Linked DNA regions of Mus musculus: region 2 is linked to region 1. The links are chromatin loops, found by intact Hi-C in ENCODE. Cell type or tissue: gastrocnemius. All regions are shown on one strand.

Region 1 (5,000 bases):
ATGACTATAGTTCAATGGATGTCACATCATTGGATGTTGGGATGTATCTAGTTTCCAACTCTGACATTCAGAGGAGGTCAAGGCCCACAGGTATTCCCAGCTCCTCTCCCTCAGCTTCTTCATATGACAGGAGTGATCTCTTAGGTGTGCATCTCACCGGGCGGACTCTGATGCCCTGGCTTTAAGATTCAGGCTTTGAAATTTCTTTTTTTAAAAGATGTCTATAGTTCTTATCATTCTCTAGTTTATTAAAAGTACAGTAAACAAATAAAAGTTGTATTTATGATGAATGACAGGTTTGAAATAGATGGATAGGGAGATGATGGATGGATAGATAGATAGATAGATAGATAACAGATCGATAACAGATCTGTTTTAGTGTTGGTACTTTGAGATTTTGATTCCTATAGCATTCCTGGTGAACATAAACATTAGAAATTCTCAGTGAAAGTCTAGAGGGCTGAACTCAACAGTATATGAAAATAGTCATGTCCCATGACCAAATAAGCTTTATCTCTGTAATGTGAGGATGTTTCAACACAGACAGATTCATAAATGGAACACACAGTGTTAGCAGAATGAAAAATAGAAATCACATTATTATCAAAATTTCTATTAGTAACTAGTTGGAACTGTGTCTCTAAAGCAAATGATAGAAATCCACACACTCTCCCTAACAAAGACACTTTGTGGGGCTGAGATGTAGCCCTAAACCGGGTTCACCCTGAGCCTCCTTCAAATACTTGGTTCCTACATTTCTCAGCCAGAGTTCAGTGTCATCTCTGTTCACAATTACTATTTGCTGACACCCTGGTTGCCTCCCAGAGATGCTCCAAAGTAAGAAAGGACATCTCCTTCTTGCCTTTGTATTCACAGCCACAAAACTCTGGGAATTGTTCTCACTGGCCAGTCTGCATCCCAGCTAAGAGGAAGAGGAGATTCGTGCTGTTAGCTTTGTTTGTTTGTTGTGTGAGATTGAGCAGTCCAGGCTGGCCCTGAACTTTTAACCTCTCTGCCTTCTGAGTCCGGGGATTGCAACTCCTGTGTTCCACCACACTTAGATGGGTTGTGCATCTCTCACTTTAACTGTACTGACTGGAAGGGGCATAAGGCACAGCCAAAGAGGACTAAAGTATATTCCTTGAAAAATATCCATAAGACAGAGACTCCAGGGCTGTGGGTGTCAGCTAGCCTAAGGGAAGGTGGGACAAAGGTCACTTGTCTACAGCTTATGTGTCCGAAGATAGCTCACTTTAATCTAAAATGCTTAAAACAATGTACTCTGTCCTTTAAATGTTGTTACCTCCCAGTCCTGTGGAAATGTTCCAATGCTCTTTCAAATATTCATATTTTCTGAAGAGGCCTAATCCGCAGTTAAGTCTCAAGTGAAATGAAAGGACAATCTAAGACTGAATGAGCAGGCTTATGAGGAAAAATCGTGGCTTTGCCCAATTCACATAAGGGAAACTGCTAAGCATTTAACCCACAACAAAAGGATAATTAGGCGACATCCCTGTCCATTTGATGCAAGGAAAACATTATTTTAGCTAATTAATAATTTCTAAAGCATTTTCTTAATGACACTTTGATGGCAATCTCAAATGGAAACACATCTGTGTACATACAGAGCAATGACTATTGAAATAGTGTGTGCACGCATGCACACACACATCGTAATTACTCTCTGGATTTGTCGCCTGAGGTAACTTGGAAAATAAAGGTCAGATTTAGAAACCATTTATGGTGAGAGCACCACAAGCCCGGGGAAGAGATTTATTCTCCTATTTCTCATCAAAGCTTTTGATCCTAAACAGCATGCCCCCTTCTTTAACATTTGTTTCCACATTTATTTGTGTGCAATATGAAGGTAGGGCTGAGGACAACTTGCCAGGCTCAGTTCTACCTACCCACGATATGGGCTCTAAGGATTGAATTTGGTCTTCAGGGTTGGCAGCAAGCATCCTTGCCCTCTGAGCCATCTCATTGGCCACTAGCCTATACCTTCTTGTGGTCTAAACTTCATAATACCAAATTTCAAGTCAAAATATACTGACTAGACTACAGCTTTGAAGTTATCGTGCACAGTATGGAAGGTAAAATCATTAAGATTTGATTGGGTATTAAATTGTCTCAATTTATCTCCTTTAAGGAACGTGAGAAACACGCGCGTGTTTTTCCCAGAGAGCTCTGCTCATAAGTACGGGTTGATCCAGCCTCTCGACTCCAGGGGCAGCAGCCAGTTACAATCGGCAGTCAGTACTCTCCTCTCCGTGTATCCTCAATCCTTTCTTTCTCTGGAGGCTCCTATACTGCTCTTTCAGAGTCCAGACCAAGGTTAGACCATCCATGGGCTCCAACAGGAACTGATAGGTGCAAATTCTTTGTCAGATCACTAAGAAATGCTGAGGGCACTTAGACCTTTGAATTAACCAGGTAAGATAAAAACATTTTAACCTAGCCCAGGCACACTCATTTTTCCTGGTGTCCAGCCCCAGTTGGGTTCCCCCTTTTTCTTAGTGTCCAGCCTCTGGGCTTTTGCTGAAGCTTCCGGGTTCTCCTCCAGAGGAGTGGTTCCTCAGACAGGCCCACTGCTGACCAGTAGGGGGAGCCCCAATGTAAAGGCATCGTGGGCTGTTCAAGTTTCTCACACACAGGAATTACATAATTTGTGGCATACTAGGAATGAGATAAGTGCCATTAATGTAAGATTATGTTTTTTTCCTAAATGGGTTAAGATGATTTTAAGTTCTCAGTTAAACGACTAAGAATGAACAGACTTCTACCTGACTTAGGAGTTATTGATGGTTGCTAACTGCATTTTAGAACCTTAAGCACTTTCACAGTTCAGAGTGAAGGGGCAAATAGGGAGGCCAGTGTCTGTCGGTGCAGGAGATGTCAGGGCTGCAGTGGGAGGTGAAGGACACCTGACAGAGACCCCTGTAACCTTAAGACAGTGACTTAAGTGTGGGCCCTGGAGAAGCACCAGTTGCAAACGTTCCTTTGATAACAGCTCAGCAGCCTGAAATCACACACAGCAGGGCAAACAAGCTCATTGCTCATGATCTACACAGATCAGGGTTGGAAACAGGGTAGAAGAACATAGGTCTGAACCCAAGGACAGCCAAATGCTGAAGGCCAACTCTCCTGATTGCCCTTCCTACAACTAGCAGTGGATCTCAATTTCAGCAAAGAGAAAATGGATTTCTTTTCTTTCTCTTTTCTTACAGCTGAGAGATTTTTAAATTAGAGTTAACATGCCTCAAACAGAACTTAGAGTGCATCCATGAGGGTGAATAGACCAGAGGAGAGGTTGAATAAAAGAGGGAAGGGAAGGGAAGGGAAGGGAAGGGAAGGGAAGGGAAGGGAAGGGAAGGGAAGGGAAGGGAAGGGAAAGGAGAGAAATTTTCTTACTGGTTTTCTTATCAAAGTTGAAAAGCTCTATGGAACCAGGGTAGCAGTTACAAAATGGTTTGGAGTTGAAGTTAGGGGATTGTCTACAGACAAATGCAGACTGGATATATACACTTTAAACTGTCGAGACAGATGTGGCCTGATGATAGCTTGCCATAGCACACCAAACAATCACTGAAGTAGAAGGCAGCAGAGTCTACCTTAGAGGCAGAACACACGCAAGAGCTCACTGTGTAAAGCGCTGTACCAGAAGGGAAAGGCTGCCAGAGGCAGTGTTGATTGGCTTGGGGAGAATCAGTGGAGACTTTCCAGAAATCATCATTTTTGCCAGCTTGAAGAGTATGTAGGTATTAGGAGAAAAATGTGGCTTGATGGGTGAGAAGGGAAGTTGTCACCCAGGCTGAAGTAACTGCCTGGATAAAGTCTCAAAACCAAAGGGCCGGGGTTGGAGAGATGAGCCAGCAGTTCCAAGCACTCGCTGCTCTTATGGAGAGCCTAGGTTCAGATCCCAGTACCCACGCTGGGGGGCTCACTACTCCTAACTCCAGCTCCAGGGTGCTCAGACGCCCTCTTCTAGCCTCTGCAGGTATGACATCTATGTGCATATACCCATGTGCACACATACACAGACATATACATAAATAAAAATAAAGTGAATCTTCAAATAACAAAAATGGAAAGAAAATGCTACCCATTGTTGTGACAGAAACCATCTCTGTAAAGTTAGAATATCAACAGCAACAACGACAACAACAAAGATTGAGCTGATAAGGCACAAGCAAAGCAGAGAGTGATTTCCAGAAGAGAGGATTGTTTATATGAATCACTTCAGCCATATATAGAAACTGAAAAGGAGGATAAATACAGTGTCACTTCTAAGTAAGGACGATGCCATAAGAAGATAAAGGCTTCTTTATGTGTATTTTTTAATGTGTATTTTTTTTTTTAAAACGGGAGTCCCTAGAGATCATGAGGACAATGAATAGCAGGAGAGGAAGACTAATGAAAAAGATCAGTTAGGAGACCACTACAGGATTCTGGGATGCCAATGTAGTCTAAGCCAGAGAAATGGTCATGAGATGGGTGCAAGTAAGAGATGATTCATCAAGCCATCTGATATGAGTATGTGGGAGAAAGCAAGAATGACAAGCAGGTGACCATGTTGGAACAGTTAAATGCCATTTTCTGAGAAGGAACCTCAGACATAGATCGAATAGCCAGTTGTGCATTGTACATGTTGAATGTAATGTGTTAATGAGTCATTAAATGGACTGGAATGAGGGAGCCAGGTTAGAGATAAGACCCCATGGGAAGTGGTAAAGACAGTAGAGAATTCCATCTGAGGAGATGGCATTGCCTGAGTGTGTACAGGTGAAGGAGAGAATATCACAGGAAGAGTAGAGAAACCTAAGAAGACGCCAGGTAGACTATGGCTGAGGCATGAGGAAGAACTTATCCCATGTCCCTGCAGCAGGGAATCATAAGGGTATATTAAATAGATAGAGCTGTTAGAGTATTATTGAAACAAATAAGTGTCTAAGTTACATACAGAAATCTTTGACCCCTCCTTGAGTACTTTGAAAGGATGT
Region 2 (5,000 bases), 250 kb after region 1:
AAGAGAAGGGCTGAGGTCTTCACACCAGGAAATAAGTTTGGGTGTAAGGGAAAATGTATACTCACAAATGGTATGTTCTATGGAAATTTTATTTGTTAAAAAACTTTTGGAAAAACAATCGGACCTGCAAATCTTAATTAAATGCTAAAAGTATGCCTTGTTGTTTAAACTACAAAGAATACAAACAGAAATCAAAATTAAAGCTTCAAATACAGAATTTAAAAACCAAAAGCCAATAGATAATAAAACTCCAAGTATGGAAATGAATGGCTGACAGTTCTAAGCAGAGTCACAGCAAAGGTCATGGCAAGCAGCTTCCCTGTGACAGACCAGTTTATTCCTTTAAACACTGTATCTGCAGCTTCCTGAAGACGATACATTCCACCTCCAGTAGTGAGAAGTTGTCTATAAAGTTCATATATTTCATGCATTCTTTTAAGAACTGGAGAATGCAGAGATCTGAAAATAAAAGAATTGACCACTCAAAACCTAAATATATGTCTAAATAACTACCATGAAAACGCTTAGAAAATGTCAATGTCAAAAAATAGCCCTTGGAAAAAAAAGGATGTATTGTTGAAAAGTTAATAATAAAGTGCCCATTGATATAATACAGTGGTTCAAACCAGACTTGGTGAGGTAGTTTGAATGATCCCCATAGGCTCAGAGTGACTGCCACAACTAGGAGGCATGGCCTTGTTGGAGTGGGTGTGGTTTTGTTGGAGTGGGTGTGGCATTAGTGAAGTGGGTGTGGCCTTGTAGGAGTGGGTGCAGCTTTGTTGGAAGAAGTGTTTCACTGAGTTGGGCTTTGAGATTTCAGATGCTTGAGATAGGCCCATGGTCTATCTGTCTCTGTCTCTGTTTCTGTCTCTGTCTCTGTCTCTGTCTCTCTGTCTTTCTCATATATATATATCCTGCCTGCCAATCCAGATGTGGAATTCTTGGCTTCTTCTCCAGCATCATATCTGCCTATGTTGCCAAGCTTCCCACTGTGATGCTAATAGGACTAAAACTATGAACCTGTAAGCTAGCTCCAATGTTTTTCTTTATAAGAGTTGCCATGGTCTTTCTTCACAGCAATAGAAACCCTAAGTAACCTGATACATAATACTAGACACATAATAATAATAATAATAATAATAATAATAATAATAATAATAGTAATAATGGTCTAGGCCCAGATCCAACTGTAGATCTCAGGGACTGTTTGAACATAGTGTTACAAGGCCTCTTGTAGTCACATTACTCTTTCTGTATGAGGGCTCATAGTGGCACTTATCATATGGTGTAATGATAGCAACTACATAAGTCAATGAACAAAAATCACTGATTTATTTTACAAACTCCAGTTCTAGTAGAGTAAAATGCATACAGAACTTTGAAGTGCCTAATGTCCAGGGCCCGTGAGCATGAGACCCACAGTGGGAGACCAGAGAGGAAGTGTCCTACTTCCAAGCTGCTCAGCGCACATCGCAGGCAAAAGGCCCCAATTCTTCCAAGCACCACAGAATCACCTCTCGAGCTTCTAAATCTGCACTAGGGCCCACCTAGAGATGGATAAGATACACGTCTCTCGGGAGGAAACTGAGCCCACAGTGTTTTTAAGCTTCCAGGTGATTCCAATAAATAACCAGCTCGGGGGGGGGGGGGGGGGGCACTGTTCGAGGACAGGGGATGCTCACGCTGACTGTGGCTGTGGGCCTCTGCTGACCATCTCTAACTCTCTCATCTTGGGGAAGAATGCTAGACTCTTTTTTTTTTTTTTGTCTTGCCCTTTGCTACTTGATTTCCCTCTGAGGAAAATCCTTCTCTCTGCTAATCTTTCCTTCTGAGATGTAGCAAACCTGGACCATCCCTCAATGCTTTAGCTATAGGTCATCCGACATCCCACAAAGCTGGAAATACAAGGGAATTCCAGTGGGAGATTTTAGAGAGGGGGGGGTGGAGAGAGAGAGGAGGCAGGGGAGGTGGGTTGTGCATTTTACTGGTGCCAACATTCCAGATATGGGTGGGTTTTGGAGAGGATATATGCACAGCAGTATGGGTGGGTTTTGGAGAGGATATATGCTCAGCAGTATGGGTGGGTTTTGGAGAGGATATATGCACAGCAGTATGGGTGGGTTTTGAAGAGAATATATGCACAGCAGTATGGGTGGGTTTTGGAGAGGATATATGCACAGCAGTATGGGTGGGTTTTGGAGAGGATATATGCACAGCAGTATGGGTGGGTTTTGAAGAGAATATATGCACAGCAGTATGGGTGGGTTTTGGAGAGGATATATGCACAGCAGTACGAGGTTATGGTTTGTTTGGACTGGGTGGCACTGAAGGCAGATGTGCCTGTTAGGCCAAGGAGCTTGGCCCCTGACTGGAGACAGGGTCATGCAGCAAATGTCTTTTCCAGACAGCAAAGCTGCAAGCAAGGATCGATGTTCAGACCCTTTCAAATCCCTAAAACTGAAGAAATAACTGATTGGATTCCACCATTTCTTTCTCCCATCCCATCACAATTTCCACCCCATGTTTGCAGGAATGTTTGGGCAGTAACTTCAGCTCTGTCTCTAGTCAAAGGCAGCTTGGGCAGTCTGGGAGAGGGTTTTTAAGCTAATGACTCATGCCAAGAGATGAGTCAGACACAGACACAGCCATGGCCAGGACAAGCCAAGAAGGGCAGGGACAAACGTGTCCCCCGAAGACAGACACGCCAATCCATTCAGCAAACATTTCACATCCTGTCACCAACATGGCTGCCAGGGCACACAGGAGGGACAGAGAGTGGCGGGGATGTAATGCTAGCCAATTCCTGACACTGCAGCCCCCTCCCTTCTGGCTCTGATCACCATTACATCCTGGGTTTTGAATGACCCTATAAAAATGTCCAGAGTGAAAGACAGATTCAGAAACTGAGGAAACATTATCCTAATGGCGCTCCTTTAACATCCTCCACGCTCCGTCTTCGGCCCTCCCCCCAGGTCCTACCACCCCCAGCCCATCCCCAATCCCCAGGTCTGGCCAGGCAGAGGATTTATGAGCTGTAAGTTCTGTTTTTCTACATTGATGGAAATCACTGGCAAGCATTTCCACTGGGCAGAACCCCATCCAAAGAGTCAAATATCTAGGCACCCAGCTGAGCTCCAGAGGTCTGCATTTATGAAGCTGATCGATGTGCCCTGTGGCCATAAACCATCTTCTATTTACCTATGACAGCACAGTATTTGAGTTCATAAAAGGATGATTTTTTCCCCTAACTTCCTACGCCTGGAAGGCCCCAGCTTCTCTTTACTAGGGGCTCACATACCAGGTGCACACAGTGTTTAAATGAATAAAGCCAGTTGCAGGCTTCTCTCACTCTTGAGATGAAGGAATTTAAGGGGACCTAATGGGACCCTGATCAAGATGCCACAGATTCCCAGGGATGTCATACATAGTGGGAAAATATATGCCTACTGTCCTGCATAATACCGATGGCACCTGAAGCCCCTATTGGTTTCTTCATGGATTCACAGACACCTCCCTCCCTGTGAGACAGAAGGAAGTAAGTTTTCCCAACAGCACCAAATCCCCAGGATAGAGTGAACAACTGTCTTTCAGGTTGGCCTGGTGCCGAAGGACACTGAGGTTGGAGTCTAAGGGAAGTGGAGGGATTAGAGCAGGAACTGGAGCCTTCAATGGGAGGCTAGCTTTTTGCCCTTTCAGGAAGGGTAGTCGTGTGGGTTGGTACCGATTTTATCCCACAGAAACCATCGCACACTCACACAGGTCCTCATTATCTGGGATTAGGGGAGGCAGAGTTATTTCTCTTAGAAAAACTGGGGTTAGGAATACAGGTAAACTGAGAAAATGCGGCAGTATCCAGGCACTGTGCACCACTGTGCAGTGATGACACAAGCATACATCTAGATACAGTTCAAAGGAAGTCTGGCTGGTTCTTTCATTTTGACACTCATTGGTTCTAAGGATCACTAAATCGATAGAATCCAGAGGACAGAAAAACCCAGCAAAGCACTAAAACCTGCCCTAGGGTCACAGAGCCCCAGGATGGGACTGAAAGGCGTCCCCTCCTCCTTCCTACTACTGGATATGTGCCTTAAGGAACATGGCTGTTCTTTTTCTTATTTCTCCAGCTCCGTCTCTCTCTGTCTCTGTCACTCTATCTTTGTCTCTCTGTCTCTCTTTCACTGTCTCTCTCTTTCTTCCCTCCCTCTCTCCTCCCGCTCTAACTCTCCCACTATGTTACTGTGTTGACCTCCAGAGACCCTCCTGGCACAACCTCCTACACACTACATTTATAAGATATTATCAAGCAGCAGTAAGCACATAGCTTGAATATCACAGAACAGCACCTATGAGTATTGGTGCCAGGTACATCATTTTTACTATTGATTATGGCTCAATGCATGAACCAAATTACTGATGTGCAAGAAAGCACTTGGATGCATGCCTACACTGAAAATCTGAAGAGCTTTTCCTGAAGATGAGTCTGCATGACTTTGAACATCTTGTCTCCCTACGTTTCATTCATCCCCCCAGAGCAGCGCCTCATGCTGTGGCTAATGCCAACTTTAGATATGTAGCTCCGTTCCACCTCTTCACAGTTACATACACCCCACAAGCACCTTAAACTATGGGTCACAGCCTCATATGGGGTCTGGTAAATGATAATGGCGGTTCACAAAACGTTCATTAGAGCAATGTTTGACACACAGGGTCCAACATCGATTCACACGCAATGGATTCAAGCTGGTTGGGGGAGCACCGGCCTGTACTGAGCCACACAACCTCACTGAAGCTTTGGTTTGGATCACACAGCATGCTCACAAACTGTGCATGTCCCATACCATACTACACCAATGAACACTGCCTCAAACACCAGGGCTTAGATTCAAGGCTACTGTTCACTTTGAATTGTGGTGTTTTTGCTACACCAGAAAGTTTCTGATATTACAGAAACATAGCAAATTAATCATAGAAAGCAGGCATTTAATAGTTTCCTACCATTA

Evidence for each region. A loop is a pair of places that touch in the nucleus more often than their neighbours do. Peaks named below come from ENCODE experiments on the same cell type or tissue, not always from the same donor. Only the 100,000 strongest peaks of a DNase experiment are listed, where the experiment ranks them.
Region 2: a loop joins it to region 1, with 2.5 times the contacts of the local background. A loop is called at or near these places in 4 of 42 quality-filtered maps.

What each region holds. Positions count from the first base shown.
Region 1 is chr11:64,716,473-64,721,472 of GRCm38, reverse strand. It overlaps Gm30305 (a long non-coding RNA gene), which reads left to right and starts at 2,215. Exons shown (of 4, transcript XR_879925.1): 1 at 2,215-2,433. In gastrocnemius, a CTCF peak has its summit at 2,597 (motif pointing right); a DNase peak (open chromatin) is centred at 2,592.
Region 2 is chr11:64,466,619-64,471,618 of GRCm38, reverse strand. All of the region lies in intron 1 of Hs3st3a1 (heparan sulfate (glucosamine) 3-O-sulfotransferase 3A1), which reads right to left. Among named protein-coding and RNA genes, the nearest start is that of F930015N05Rik, 32 kb to the right of the region's middle. In gastrocnemius, no CTCF peak of the experiment used is centred here; a DNase peak (open chromatin) is centred at 2,690.